Regions from separate parts of the Mus musculus genome. Here region 1 is linked to region 2. Evidence: chromatin loops called from intact Hi-C (ENCODE). Cell type or tissue: left cerebral cortex. All regions are shown on one strand.

What was found. A loop is a pair of places that touch in the nucleus more often than their neighbours do. Peaks named below come from ENCODE experiments on the same cell type or tissue, not always from the same donor. Only the 100,000 strongest peaks of a DNase experiment are listed, where the experiment ranks them.
Region 1: a loop joins it to region 2, with 4 times the contacts of the local background. A loop is called at or near these places in 3 of 42 quality-filtered maps.

What each region holds. Positions count from the first base shown.
Region 1 is chr14:101,374,575-101,382,574 of GRCm38, reverse strand. No RefSeq gene overlaps it. Among named protein-coding and RNA genes, the nearest start is that of Gm34361, 180 kb to the right of the region's middle. In left cerebral cortex, a CTCF peak has its summit at 3,035 (motif pointing right); DNase peaks (open chromatin) are centred at 3,050 and 3,453; H3K4me3 peaks cover 708 bases.
Region 2 is chr14:100,282,415-100,290,414 of GRCm38, reverse strand. Gm41231 (a long non-coding RNA gene) reads right to left here and starts at 4,692. Exons shown (of 4, transcript XR_003951003.1): 1 at 4,629-4,692; 2 at 3,984-4,542. It also overlaps a transcript of Klf12 not described here. In left cerebral cortex, a CTCF peak has its summit at 3,255; DNase peaks (open chromatin) are centred at 5,408, 5,898, 6,451, 6,761 and 4 more places; H3K4me3 peaks cover 4,892 bases; H3K27ac peaks cover 3,959 bases.

The DNA of each region.
Region 1 (8,000 bases), 1.1 Mb before region 2:
CCTCACCCAATCAAACAACACCGAGAGTTCAGCAGCCATTTCAGCTGTCTTCTCCTTCAGTTCTCCCCACCTGGGGATCCGAACTCCAGTCCCAACGCTTGGGCACCAGTTGCTTTACCAACCGAGCCCTCTCTCCAGCCATCACTCTCTTATATTCACCTCCTGTACTCATGTTCTTTCTGTTCATAAACAGAGCCCTGGTTTTCCTTTCTTTGGAACTCTACTTCTCAGTCTTATTAGCAACTGAAGAATCTCCACAATCTCTCTCCAGATCCAAATGAGCTGCTGTCAGATGGGGCACAGAATAGACAGAGGAACTAGGGGGCATTGCATTCGTATTTCCATTTTTGGTGTAAGTTTGAGCATTTGCCAGAGTATCTTTGTCTTCTTTCTTGGCTAGTGTCCTGGTTGGCTTTCACTGTCAACTTGCCTACAGCCATCTGAGAGGGACTGCTCTAAATCAGATTGGTCTGTGGTCTCGTCTCTGGGGAATTGTCTTGATGTTTAACTAATACAGGAGTGACCAGACCACTGTGCAAAGCTAGCAGAGCATGAGCCTACAAGGGAGCCAGCTTGCAAGCAGCCTCCCCTGTGGTTCCTGCTGTACATTGGATGAGAAGTAAGTTACCTGGCTAATGGTCCTCTTGCTTGGAACAGCAAGCAGGCCTGCCTTCATATTCCTGCCTTGACTTCCCTCACTGATAAACCGTAACTTGAATGATGATATAAACGCTCTCCTCCCATAATCTTTCTTTCATGTTTTATCACAGCCATAAAATACATACTAGAACAAGTAATACTGCCACAAAGGTGGCCACAGCAAGACAAATATGTATAGCAAGGAATGCAAGAATCTGAGCTTTGCAGCCATCTCAAGTTCAGTATGCAGCCACATCACTTTGTTACTTCGGATAAGCAAATTAACACTGCTGTGTTTTATTTTATTCTTAGATTAAGAGAGATAATGTGTCATCATAAGGTTATTATTTAGATTACGTAAGAATCTTGGATGAAGGTATGTGGTGGGATGTTCAGTCTGAGCCTATTTGTGTCACAGCTACCAGAAGTCAAAAACTCATTAGAACTCTGGTTGTCCTCTTATGGCTTAATGGTACTTCTAAATTACCCAAGCGTAGCACCATACTTTCATGCTGGAATGGGCCAGGTTCTAGGGAGGAACTCTTGAGCATTATCACATCACTACAATAGTACAGAGAAGGGAAGGTAATTGGACCAGAAGATACTGACTCCAGGCAAAAATTAGGTATGAGTCATTTCTGGAGATCTATGTTTCTTGCTCCAGAAGTCATGTTGATACTAGTATTAACTATTTATGAATGTGCTCATTACAGTTTTTCCACATTTAGGGCTTCTACATTCAAAATATTTGGGCATCTGAAGGTAAGCAAAGAATCAGCAATTTCAAAAGCGAGTCATTTATACCCATGGAGTTCAAAATGAGATTAAAAGAAAAAATACCCGAGGAGCCTAAACCAGAGAGCTGGAACATCCCGTGTGTAGCAGCCCAGGCAGGCAGGTATCCACCATCATTCAGGAACAGAGCTCAGGGATCAACAATTACAAAAGAACCCGGTGCCTATGAGTACCTAGACCTGCATGGCTCTGGAACTGATGTGATTGGGTGACAGGAAATGAAAGACAGTAGAGCCACATACAGAAAAGCTAAGATGGGGGAGCCTGTGCACTCTGATGGAGTGCTAGTCTGTGTACTGGATGCTATCTGCAGAGATCTCTTGCTCAAGTCGTGCACTCCTGCATCTGAGATGGTCACCTAAGTCATCACTGAAGTGGGATGCTTTCTGCGCTCTCCTATGAAGTATGGACTTAACTTAGAAATTGAGGGAGGCTACACTGTGAAGAGCGAGGAGCCACTTTGAGCTTGTCTTCTCTGAAGTTCTGAACTAAGATTTTAATCCTAAGAGATAACCAAGAATATGCAGAACCTACTGCAGGCTTTTCTGAAAACAGCCATCAAGCCCTTTGAAAACATTTTTCTTTTTTCTAGTTGAGATCATCATCACTAGCATCGTCGTCGACGTCGTTGTCGTCGTCTTCATCACCATCATCATCATCATCTAAGGCTTCCATCCTTTTGAAATGGATGCTAAAGTCTGTGGTGGTCACGGAAAACCTAGCCTTAGAGACATACTCCTGGGACTTTGCTGAGAAGCAGGGTGGGTGAGACAGTCAACTTCCGGCGTCCCAAGGAAGGCCCTCTGGGGAAGAGCACACTCTGCAGACACTTTGGGAAGCACTGTGTTCTACATGTAGCCCCCTCAGGCTAGGTCACAGTGTTTTCTGTCACTGGAAACCTCACGGAGAGTGCTATCAGGTCTTGCTATTTCGATTTGATAGAGAGGGAACTCTTTCTAACTAGGATCTTGTAGTGAGTTATGGTTTTGCTATGCTAACCCTTTGAAACGGACAACCCCGTGTTCTTTGAATTCCTTGGGGGAAATTCTAGGATCCATTGAGAGGTAAAAAGGTCCCAATTCTCCTCAGAAAGCACGAGGACGGTAAGGTGAGGGACCACCAAATGATTCTATGCTGCTGGCTAGGGGGAAACCACAGCGGAAAACCAGCCCTTCCTGCAGAGTCTCTACAGTGGAATGGAGGTGTGGTGGGTAGTCCCGGGAGATGGGGGTGTCCAGACCCCTCTGCCTTTGTTTCAGGTCACTCTATGAGCCTCTTGGCATTTAGCAACCTTAGTCAGAGGAGCTGAGGGCATAGAGAAGTGCCCTGCTTGAGCCTTACCAAATAGCTAAATCCAAGTAGGTTCCCAGGCTACTCCACCCGCCCCCTACTACTGCGTTCTTTTCCCAGAATGTTTACAGTTTCTTTCCTTTGTGTATTCTCCTTAAGGTTAACTGGGGAAGGAGAGCTAATGGAGGGGTAAGAAGCTCGTGCAATTTGTCATTTCTTTTTGGAGCTGTAGGGCTATAAATGAAGCAGGACTGCTCCCAGGAACAGAGCGGGAGACTAAAGGACGTTCTTTGTTCCAGTCGCCAGTAGATGGCGCTCCGCTTCCGCTCAGCCATCCGTCCAGTCCAGCTTTGCCACCCATTGGTGGGGTTCTGAGGTCCAAACCGGTGTCACCAGCGCAGGCAAGAGGCAAATATTAAAGCTAGCATTCCCTGCATTTTTTGAGAAAGAAAGCCTTTGTGTTTCGGTTGACTCCAGAGTCTCGGGAGATGTGCCTGGGAACTCCCTCTGCCGCTGAACTCATCACAGTGGCCTTTTATTCACTTAGAAAATGCTTTCCCCGGATCCCAGCTCAATTACCTTTTGTCTCCCCTCTGTTCTAATGCTCTGGTAGGATGCATGAAAAACAAAGCAAGGTTAGACATTTTCTATCTCTCCTACAATGGTTTACTTTCCTTGTTTCCAGAACCAAATGGAATGAGTGGTCTCAAAGCCCCAATCCGTGTGCAGGCATGCGTATATACAAACCGATATGAGTAGTGTCGCGTCTGGTCCACGTTTACTTTGTCCGAAAGGAAATATATAAATAAACACAAATAAGCAAAACTTTCTTTCCTTTGGGTAAAATGTCTGACAAGGTTTTCACTACTTGGCTCAAAGTGTGTGTTTATTTGTCACTTCAGAGGTCCAGTATCTGAAAAACTATTCAGAATGATGGTTAATCAATCCAACAACTAGCTACTGACTAGGAGGATGGAGAAAGCCTTTTATTCTGTGTTGTGGGGGATGCAGAGATAAGTGCTTAATGCCAAAGAATTCACCACCCAGTCTTAGAAAAATCGCTGTGGGCAGGTAAAGCATTGAGGGCAAGCATCGAGGGCATGCGTGTTAGCGTGCGACTCTAGGCTGCAACTGTGGGCTGCTGTATTATAGTCACTGGAGATTGAGATCTGAGAGGCTGTTCTACTCATTCAGAGCACCGTATCTAGCAGTGAATACAGGATAGTTTGGTTGCCTCAAAGCCTCGCCATGCTTGATTTGAGCTGTACTATGCTATACTGATAAAGATGCGAATTAATTCCCCAAAGGATGAAATTTACCTTAGGTCAGCAGGATAATCTGCCTTTCTAAAGCACCTCTCCATGTGTTACCTCAGGGAGAACACTCTGCAAATATTTTACATTGTGATTATGTTCAACAAAATATAAGCAAGAGATGAACACATCGATATTGAAGACTTCAGCGTGGCCAGAACCCAGAATGCCAAACTCCTTATTGTTACTGCGGCTATATGTTCTTCCCTTGCAGAATATATTTAGTAGATTTGGATGGAAAGGGACAATTTCTCCAATGGGAAGAAAGTGCAGAGTCTCTCTCTCTCTCTCTCTCTCTCTCTCTCTCTCTCTCTCTCTCTCTCTCTCTCTCTCTCTCTCTCTCTCTCTCCTCTCTGAATTTGGAGAGCGAGGAGAAGGGGCGGGGGAATCTTCCAGAGGTCTTGGTCTGTTGCGATATCCTTGCCAATCCTTCAATTACTGTATTTCTTTCATGAGAAATTGTTATTAGAATGCACTCACCCTTTTAGGGAGCTGTGAATGTGGTTATAATTGCTTGTTTCTGAGATAATTCGCCTGACAGCAGAGCCCTGGAAAAGTTACTTGAACAAACGGAACAAGGGCATTAGCCTTGGCTATGTCGGCTGCGAGGATGCGGCACCAGTCTGGGCTGTACCAACCTGGGCTGTGTCGGCTGCGAGGATACAGGGGAGCCATGGTGGTCACGGGAAACACAGCTAGAAATTCCTCTGTTTCAGTGTGTGAGGACCACTTGGGTTTTGATATTTCCTGGAGGAGGGAACTTGAACTACATGAGGTCTTGGTGGGTTCAGTTGCAGTCGCTGATAATGAGTGGACTGTCTAGTTGATCCCATTTTCCCCCATCCTCCTTCTTGGGAGGCTACGTGGATCCAGATTCAAACTCACTTGAATCATCTCACTTCTGCAGGAGCAAGGGAGGGGGAAAGAGGATGGCAAAAGGTTGATTGATTTCAGGCATTTAATCAATGAAAAAAATTTTTAACATCTGTATTATTGGTGCTGCTGATAGTCTTTGATGTCATTGATCAAAGAGTTGTGCTAATTCATTACAAACTGACATAAAACGACATGTTTTTAGCTCCTGGGGAGTAAATAGGATACACTTTGTCTTAAAAGTTTAAACTCTCGAGATCAGCATACTATGATAGTATTTTCCCCCTGCCTCTAAACTTTTGGCTCATTTTATTTTCTTAAAAAAAAAGATTGTAGAAACCTCCCAATGATGCCTGTTTATCGGCACCGTAACCAAACACTGGTAATCAGAAATTCCATTGGCTAAAAGTCAGACAGTAACCATTCACAGGGGAGAATAAAAACATTATCCAGTCAATACCGGAGTTTAGCAAGATACTGCCCAGCCCTTCAGGATTGATGCAAAGAAGCAAATACAGAGAACACTTCAACCAGCCCGCTGACCTGTTTCCTATTTTCATTTCCCTTCCCAACATTCCTCTATGGAGTTAAAAACCTACAGAGTCACAGGTTTCATATAAAACATAGTCAGTTTTGGATGTTATCTGACCATGGCCAGTTTAAAGTAGGTAGCACAAAGACAGAGAACCAAGACTTATCTAGAACATTTGCTAGATTCCAAGGTAGAGAGCATGCTAGCCTGCTCCCCCTGATGGTGTCATTTATGTTGTTAAGTGGCTTTTCCATGACTAACAACTTAAGCATGCACTTGCAAGCTACCACTTTTTTTTTTTAAGTTACAGCAAAACCTGGCCAGTGTTGCATAACCTTTCAAACTCCCTTTAAGCCTCAAAAGCCCAAGTATGATGTTCTACATCAACCACACTAACTCTGTAGATACGAAAGAGGAAAGCAGAGCTCTGTGTCCTGGCAGGGAGTGGGTCCCTCAGGGATGTGAAGTTAAGCAGAAAAAGAAAAGCAATATGTAAAACTGAAACTCACATTTGGGAAAAAAAATCGGTGGTTCATTTAATATACAGGAAAATGACTAAAATCACAATACCTGAAGTTTGGTTGCCTGCAGAAAGAACAGTGGGAGTGTGTAAAAGGTAAAATCATGAACTCACTTCGTTGTATTATCTGTAGTGTTTGAATATTTTTTGCTGAAATATATGCATGTATTATTCATGTAATAAGCTAGTTTTGAAGACTATACATCTCATCACTCCACCTGAGACACGCTGGACAAAAAACACTGATGTAATCTTCTGTCCTGCATTGCGGAACATACAGAAATGTTCCTTGGCTGTCCCATTTATTATAGCACCAATAGATAAAGAGTTAAGCCGTCTCGTGCATTTTAAATGCCTGGATTCTCACAATCAAAGCAATCAAAATCCACTTCCACCTTAGCCCTCTGACACCATCCATCAAGTGGGTCTCGCTCTGTTGGGAGATCGGGCTGTTTCACACGTGGGAGAGCATTGAGCTGCAGGCAGCTTGCACTGTGCTGCTGAGGAGAAACCCAGGGAGGCTCTAGGATGATCTGCTCAGGGGCTCCTTCATGGCCTTGGCCTGAGCTTTGCTTCTCCTGTTGAGAAGCCTCCTCCCACATCCATTCTCGCTTAAACAAGCAGGGTCTTGGCATACAGAGAGAGCATCAGAAATGGATGGATGTTCAGCCAATTCATTATCACTTGGAAAAAAAAAAAAGATCGCACTTCTCTGAAGGGCTAGGAACCTGCCTGGCTGTCTTTCCGATGTCACTGTGCTGTCAGACACTCTGTGGTCATTCTTTTGATGTCTTACTTAACTCTGATATCTATTTCCAAACCACATTTTAAACTGGGTAAATTCTATGCTAGTGTGGGCTGACTGGGCTCTCACAGGCGATTCAGATTCTCTAGCCCCACCTCTCTCCTTTTCTCCTTCACCCCTCCCTTCCTCCTCTCCATCCCCCCTGGCTTCTCTCATCTTCCCTTTCCTGTGCTTTCTTGTTCCCTATCAATGTCTCACCGTCTTGAAGTAAGCACTGTGGACACATTCTTATCAGCCCTTGCTGGGCTCTGTCATAGACCGGCACGCAGAATGACAGTGCTTTAATTTCCCAGGCTGGAGAAAGCTGATTGCTTTGTCATATCTAATTGAATCTTTTGTTTGTTTGCTTGTTTGCTTTCCTATACCAAAAAAGAAAATCACCCTAAGTGTTGGGGAAATGCCAGATCAGATTCAGTTTCAGTCAGAAGTCATGGAGAGGAATTTGGGGAAGAGCTGAAAGGAGTCACCCCTTCCCAAAGCCTTCCTCTCTGTGGTATTTTCCCATGCATAGGTTCCTATGGGAATCCCAAGAGAATATCTATGGAAAAAATGTTTTAAAGAGCGTACCTGCTATCAGAAGCTGCTAACAGGCAGAAAGCACAACCAATAAGCAAGCCATTCCCCCTAGTATATCTCAGGATTCAGACCTTTAGCAAAGTGCTTATAAAATTCTCCATTTCACACCTAAAAGGGGCTTTAAGCTAGCAGAATGTATATATGAAAGTTATATAGTTCAAAAGTTGTTATTATAAAATACAGTGTGGAAAGTTGGAGGAGCAGGGCTGTTTAACGCATACAACCCTGGGTGAAAATAGTCGTAGGTGTCTCACAGTCTAGGCCTACTTCACTGTCTCGCACAGACTTTTATCTCAAACTGTTGTTAGCAGCCAGACACTCCTCCCATGGCGACATGTGATGCTGGACCTAGGAATGCCCCACCCAGAACCTGCCTTAGACCTACGACAAAGGTTTTATTTTTGGAAGTTTTCTTCACATATATCCATTGCCCTATTTTTCCCCGAGGTCCTCTAGATATTTTTATTCAGGCAAAGAAAAGGGATGCAGTTTGTTCTTGCCCTCTGGGTTGTAGGTGGAGACTGAGCTGTTTGTGTCTTGCCATGTCACTTGAGTCAAGAGGCACTCTGAGAAAAGGACTGGAGGAAATTGGGCTTAAGGAAGAAACTGCCAGCCGGCAGAATGCAATAGACTGCCCTTGTGACAATTCCACCCAGG
Region 2 (8,000 bases):
ACCAATGGACAGAAGCAGCTGATCCCTGTGGTTGAATTAGGGAAAAGCTGGAAGAAGCTAAGGAGAAGACCAACCTTGTAGGAGGACCAGCAGTCTCATTTAACCTGGACCCCCGAGCTCTCTCAGACACTGGACCACCAACCAGGCCGCATACACTAGCTGATATGAGGCCCCCAACACATATATAGCAGAGAACTGCTGAGTCTGGGTTTAGTCAGAGAAGATGCACCTAACCCTTCAGAGACTGGAGGCCCCAGGAAAATTAGAGGTCAGGTGGGGGTTGGGGTGGGGAGTGGAGACATCCTCATGGAGACAGGGGGCAGGGAGGAGGTATGGGATGTGGAACAGGAGAGGAATAAAATCCAGAGTTTAAAATAAATAAGTAAATAAATAAAAGATTTAAATAAACATTGAACTTAAAATTACCTGAAAAACCTTGCTAGAATTAATATTCAAAGGTTTCTTTGTTGTTCTTGTTACCTTTAGTACACATATGAACAGAGATTGAAGCTTTCTGTGAAACTGTATTTTAAGGCACACCATTAAATTTTTATTGGCTATAATTGTTTCTTCCATTCCACAAGCATTCATTAATCACTTACTATTTGCAAATCAGTGTAGGAGTAAAACGAAGTCAAATAAGTGGTTAAGAGTTAAGGCACAACCCTTATTCTCAATGTATTTTATGTAATAGTGTGCCTACTATAGTTCGAGGAAGCATCAGTGTGTTCACTTAACAGAAGAATTCGGTAAGAAATTAACAGCCGTTGCTGTCTAATTGACCTAGTATGCTTCCCATTGGTCATCAATTTGAGGATGTGAAAAAACGTGTCTCCTCTACACACACACACACACACACACACACACACACACAGAGAGAGAGAGAGAGAGAGAGAGAGAGAGAGACAGAGACAGAGAGACAGAGAGAGACAGAGAGAGAGAGACAGAGAGACACAGAGAGAGACAGAGACAGAGAGGCAAACAGACATGGGGAGGGACTTACACACTAGTGAATGAGATAGTCTTTGCATTACACCAAACAAACAAACAAACACCTTCTAAGAAGGTAGAGCATGTTTAGGCTATACCCACATATATGTGGGGTGTCATGCAACCATGTTGGGAGGATTCTATAGGAGGAGAGAGGAAAAAACACTTGGTAAAGGCTTCCTGTGGGGCTGGACAGTGGTGCCCATCCTCCTTGGGCTGCAAGAGAGACTATAAGACAAGAAAGTCCAAACAGGGTTCGTAAGTGCTAGGGTGGCACACTGAAACCCCTGTGACAACTCCAGTTTGGCTTTGTGTATACAGGTATATAAACGTAACTCAGGCTTTGTCTAGGGAAGGGTGGGATGGACCAAACAGAAAGGGGTACGGATGACCAGAGCTGGGGGTGTAAGGAGGGTCTGGTGTTAGCTGGGGATGTTAGGATGAGAGGTCTGAAGAAAGCACGGGAGGAACTTGGAAAAGGGTGTCTAATATGTGATGTTGAAACTAGAAACCCCAAACCTGTGATGACTGTGACAAAATTATCAAATAACATTTTTCCCTCCCCATTTTCAGACAGCTCACCATCCAAATCAAAACATTCTGTTTAGTACATCATCACATAACATCACCAGCTGTTTCCATTTGTACTAAAGATTCTAAACGTGCCTTTCTCATGCCTAAACAGAATTCCTCTTTGCTGCACATTATTGCCAAAAATATGACGTGAAAAATATAGGCAGTGAAAGTCTATCTGTTCATATGCATGTCTAGCCCTGGGAAGGAGTATGGTTATTTTTTTAAACTTTATTTAGACCTGTGTGAATCAATGTATTTTCACTTCCAGTTGATTCTAATCTCTTTGGGATGCAATGAAATGGACTCAACTTCTCTCACAGAATGTCACATCACCCATGCAGTTTTGCTCTCTTTAATCTAAATGTTTAACTACTTTTAATACACATTGGAGAGAATTTTACCATATAGAAATTGGGGTGTGGTACAGGTTTAAACTTTTTTATACTATAAACGATTTCTCTCAACAGCGATAATAATTTTTCATTAAATTACTACTAGCTAACTATGAAATCTAAAAAACTGTGGGTGGGGGTTGTGGGTAGAATATCTGCTTTCATATCATTAAATAAAGCAGCTGTTGGTTTTGCTGTATAATTGATGTTGAGTCACTTATATTATGTGCCTTGGGGGGGTTGTTCATTCTCTTCTTTTCTGGACAATATGTTATATAAAATTAATTCAATGTGTATGCCATGTGTAGTCAAACATAACACCCTTTATCCTTTTTTGGCATTTTTTTTTTCAAGTTAAAGACCAAGTAAGAAGTAAGTAGAAGGCTGGGCCATTATCTTTGGCCCAAAGTATTTACATTTACGGGATAAAATTTCATAAATACTTTCAGTCCTAAAATTCTATGATTCAGTAATTTCTCTCTTACTATTCTTTTACATTATCAGAATTGTACATGCTTGATACTAAGAACTTTGCCATTTTTACTTGTTCTGATTTCCCGTTATCTCTGAACACACATGGAGTGGAGTAGAAAGGTCTAAACAGCAAAAACTACGCCCATCCTTCTCGGCAGGACCTTTCCTTGCCTTACTTCCTTCTCTCCACAGTTTAAGTTCTGTACAGACCCAGAATGATATAATCTCCATTAGAAACAAATGCCCTCTCTCTCTTCTCTCTCTTTCTCTCCTCTCTCTCTCTCACACACACTCACACACACACACACACACACACACACACACACACACCACATGCACACACTCGAACGCACATGCACACACACACATCATGCACACATACGACACACTCACAGACACTCCCTCCCCCACTTGGCATGCACACTGCAGTCGAAATCTCAGTAACATCCATCCCTGTAAAATTCCTTTTAAAATTCTTTGTTTACTTTTCCACTCTCACCCCTGGTTCTCAAGATTCTCCATTCCAAACCTGTGTTTTTCTTTTCATCCCCCGCCCTCTTTATAGCTGGGGAGTTGCCATATTTTACCATTTCTAATTTCCACTTAAAAGTATTCTTTTTTTCAAAATGCTGCTAGCATTTTTTTTTTTTTTTGCCCCAATACTTGATGTATTTCCTTCTTTTGACCACAGGTTTTATTCGGACTCTAGATCTTAACCTTGACCTGCCCTTAATTTCCTTCTCCCTTGGAATGAATTCTTGTAGATCAGTTTCGAACGTCATCGCTTGCCTAACACGCCCATGGCTGTTGCTATAGGGAGGAGGCATTTTGTTTTCCCGCGCATTGAAGTATTCTCTATATATTGATGATCTACTCCGGCACTCAAGATCTCTGAGAAAGCTGTTAGCACAAGAACTGCCGGGATGACATAATTTCCTCAGAGCCTCCTCCCAACCCTGCCTATCCTAGCCCCACCTGCGGGAAAATTTTAGTGATTCCAGTAGAGGATTTTTTGAACATTTGCTGATACTCTGCAATATTGCAAGCTTGAGTTTGCAGCGTTCTTTCTGTCCGGATGCACGGGAGCGGAGAGGGGCTTCTTTCCAAGATCAGACCAGGTGGAGTTTCGCGGCTGCCAATTCTTGGAACAGAGACACCCTTGACCCTCATTCTAGCAGTGAATGAACCTTCTAGCCTCTAGGTCCCATTTCCTTCCTGGGGACCCGAGTCTCATACCTCCCTGCTCCCACTGCTTTCTCATTTAGAGCTACTTCTCTGGAAGAGCGTGCCGCACACATTTCAGACACTTTCACACTTATCTCATTTGTTCTTCTTCGAAACCTTAACACAGGGACACACTGTCTCTCTCAATCCTGTTTCTCTGAGAAGAGGACTCCGGCCGGCCGCTGATTCATCCTGTCCTGACTAGGACAGGGCCGCGCCAGTCCTCTTCTGGCTGGACCACCTTTCCCATTCGCCTCCTTCACAAAACGTGGCAAGGGCAGAGCTGGGCCAGCCGGTGCCCCGCCTTTGTTTTCATTAACAGCGCACCTGGGCCTTAAGTGCTCAGCAAATGCCACGCTGCCACACAGATGTAGAAGCTGGCTTTTCCTGGCTCCAATTTGCTCCTTAGCTCTCATTTCCTGTTTCTCGGCCTCCCCACGGTTTCTCTTCCCACCCCATTCCACTCCGCAGAACTGCAAATTTTTCTCTAACACAAACTTCCCCTTTGAGCCTCCCACCTTCAGGCCGGTTTCCCACGCAGGGCGGGCTAGGAGGCACCGGGTAGGGGTTGTCAGGCCCCAGGAGCTCACCTCCGTTTCAAGAAAGTGGTACCCATAGTGCCCCGACCCTCCAGGACTGCCCGGGGTAAGCCCTAACCCTGCACCCCGCCGGGCCCTTTCCGCTTCCTCCACTGCCCGCCCCCTCCGACCCTCCCGGGAGGCTTGACCCGGAGTCCTCTCAGCCGCGGAGGGAACAGCCGAGCCGCCTCCTCCCTCTCCCCGCCCAGAATCCCGCGAATCCACTGCTCCGTGCGCGCAGGCGGGGCTGCAGGGATGGCGTCCAGCACCGGGCTCCCCTCCGAGGACGGAGCACCGATCTGTCCCTACTCATGTCCCCGCCGCCCTGGCTGGGGTCCCAGCTCAGCTGGAGCCTCCTGTCCTCTTTCACTGCTTTCCTAAATGGCCAGCTTGCTTAGGCGCCCCGGCGTGCCCCGGTAGCCGAGCGAGGCACACGCCCGAACCTCGCCCCCATTCATCCCGCCAAGGTGAATCTCAGCGAGTGGGGCGCCCTGGCTTCTCTTGCAACGTGCAACGCACTCGAACCTAAATAATGATTCCCCCTCATCTCTAGTAGAGTCTCTCTGCCCCCGTCACCCGCGGAGCAGCCCCCGTCGGGACCCCATTGTTGCCCAAGCCGCCAGGCGCCCGGGACGGACCCCTCGGACTCCAACGGCTCCGCCCACACCTTTCCAACTTAGCCGGGGTTGAGCCGCAGGGAGAGCTTGGGCGCGGGCCCCTTCCTCGCTCGCCTCCACCCACCCTGGTTGCTGTGGGGAGTGGGCAAGGGCCACGCGGGCTGGCCTCTTTATTTGTCTCCTAATTCTCTCTCCAAGGCTGCCTAGGCGCGTGGTGACACAAAAGAGGGGGACTTGGTGCCAGCTCAACAAGAGTCTCTCCAATGAGAGTTGTCATCCGGAGGTTACTCTCTCCGAGACCCCTAGAATTCCCCCCAGGCTGCGGCTATTGGAGCGGCAGGGGCCATGTACTGGTTATTTAGGGTGCCGCAGAGAGGTGGTGCAGGTGACAGGGTGGAGCGGAGAAGGCCCAGGGCCAGGGGCGGGGGCAGGGGTGGGGCCGGTGGGGCGGGGTGGCGGCTCCACGGACCCACCCCCTGCCGCTGGCCAGGCTGGCTAGAAGAGGGTTGGGCAGTGGGTGTTGCGTTCTACCTCTGTGATCGGGGAGGGGTTAGTTTCCCACAGGGGATTTCAACCATCACACTCAGAGCCCGCCTCCTAATCCTCCGGCAGAGCGGCTCGGGGCCCCATTTTATGGCAATAAAGCGACTTAGCGCCTGCTGAGCGAGCCCCTCCCCGCCGCCGCCCCCGCCCTCGGCCCCACCCCGGGGCTCGCCCGCAGCGGCGGGGCTTTGTTTCTGGGGAGGAGGACCCGGAGCTCTTTTGTTTGGGGGTTTGCTGTTTTCAACCCCCCACCCTCCCCACCCCACACACACCCCAACCTCACCCCGCCCCGCCCCACCCCCCGCTCCTCTCCGATTTCCTGAGCTGCGGGCTGCAAAGGGAGGAGAAGCAGCTTCTTGCAACCCCCTCGGCTGGGCCCCGGGGTAATTCGATGCGGGCCTGGCGTGGCTCCCCACGTTAGACCCGGGCTCGCGTCTCGGCAGCCTCCACCCACCGGCCCACCCTACATTTAGCGCATCATGTGATCCGGGTAAGTCATTTGCAAGTACAACAGTTCCCTGGGTTGCCCCCCATTCATTTCCTGAGAACTGCAGAGAGCAGCTGAGAGGCTCTGCTTGTGCGTGTGCGTGTGAGTGTGCGCGGGTGACGCCGTGTGAGTGTGTGTGTGTGTGTGTGTGTGTGTGTGTGTGTGAGTGTGTGCGCGAGTGTGCGCGCGCGCGTGTGAGAGAGAAAGGGCGAGAGAGAGGGGGACTCTTGTGTGAGGGAAAGAAAACAATTTCTCCTGCTCTGCAGCTTCTGTTCAGGTCTGTGCCGATTCCTTTTTTTTTTTTTTTTTTTTAATCAAAATAAACAACCCCCTCCTTTTTTTTGCCATCCCAAATCAGATCGTATTCTCTTAACATGTTTTATTTTCCTCTGTCATCTGCTCAAGTTAAATCATTTTGGTTGGTCTGTGTTCTTAAGGGGGGGGGGTGTTGGGAAGCGGGAGGGGGTCGGGGAAGGGCGATGCTATTGCCGAGCCTGGAGCGGCGGTCGGATTCGCGGAGAAGAAAGAGGGAGGTTACTTGTCCCACTCCCTAAACATTTTTAAAAGAACTTAGCAAGTAACGTGAATTAAGCAAATGCTTTGCTCCCCCGACTGGAATTGTTGGTTGCAGTGTTTGCCTGACAGTTGCCAAGGATGAGAAATAAATCCTCAGGGCTGAATCAGGGAGGGGGTGCGGGGGGGGGGGTTGTCGTGGAAGTAGTTGGTCCCTCGGAATGGATGGGCTGAATGAATAGCCACACAGGGGCCGAGCCGTGCGGGCAGTGTATGAGCTCTTGAGAGTGGAGGGGAAGGGGTTAAGGAGGAGATAAGATTGCTGGCATGAATAGTAGTCCTGGCGCTACATTTATTATTGTCTCTGGTCGTAATGATGTGGAACTGTCACTCGCTACTGTGCCTGGTCCATGGGAGTAGCCAGGGGCTGGCCTGTGGCTGTTATTTTCAATTACGAAGGACCTGGCTGGAGTTGACAAGGGACAACTTTGTAAGGCCACCTGGGCCGAGAAGCCCGCGGAGCTGGCCTAGGAGCCACTTCTAGCCTTAGACGCTCAGCTAAGAGGGCTAGCACTTGACCTCGACGTTAGTCAGTGTTCTTCTTAGATGCTCTTCTGCCGGGGAGAATCAATTCTGCTTTTGTTGGGTAGAGAACTGCCTCTCAGAACTTTGCAAACTTTTATCTTTGGCGAAAAGGGTGGGGTGCACTCAACAGTTTTGTTTCTTGGTGCATTTGAGGCAAATACTTGGAAAAAGTATCAATTCCTTTGTTAGATGTCCTGTAGCTTCCCAGCCCCCTCCCTCTGCTCCTCTAGTTTTGCATACTTTACTAGTAATTGCCCTAATTCAGCTGATAAAAGCTGAAATGTTGAGTTAAAGAGTATTAGTACAGCGGAATGTATAATCTGGATAAACAGTTTCTGTGTTTAGTATTGTCAGCTCTCTAATTTAACTGTACAGATGGCTTAAATCTCTGTTTTGTATGGATTGTTTAAAATAATTCTACTGTCTAATAGAATTCTCGACTGAGCACTAAGATATTTTAACTTGGCATTGACATCCTGTTTCCCTGTAACACGGGAGAGACAGGCAGAGGCTCTATTCACATCTAGTGAATGTGCATCTAGGTGCTTCTTAGACATCTGCCAATCAATTGCACACGTCATTCTGCAAATTCACCTCGAAGCCTTCACGCCTCTTTCTGAGCGGTGGAAAGAGATGTTTAGATAAGTAAATGCTTTGAAAGACATTTGGTGGCTTTTAGGAAGCCGCAGCTTCTGATGGGAAGAGGAGTGGTCACTTCAATGAGAAAATAAACCATCATCCTAGGCATGCTTTTAAATCTGGCATTTAATTACCACAGGGGGACCCCTCCTCCCTAAGAAAAAAAGCCTGTCTAGTGGCCAGTTCTTATCTGAATGTTCATTCCATTAAACAAACAAACAAACAAACAACAAACGGAAAAACCAGGTAGAAATTGGTTATGTAAAGAGTATATTTTTAGGTTTGAAAAATTTAACTGTAGCCTGTTGTTATTTATAGGATGCTTGAAGACAGACATTTCAATTGTATCACTGTTGCCTGGTCAATTTTGATAGATGTAATC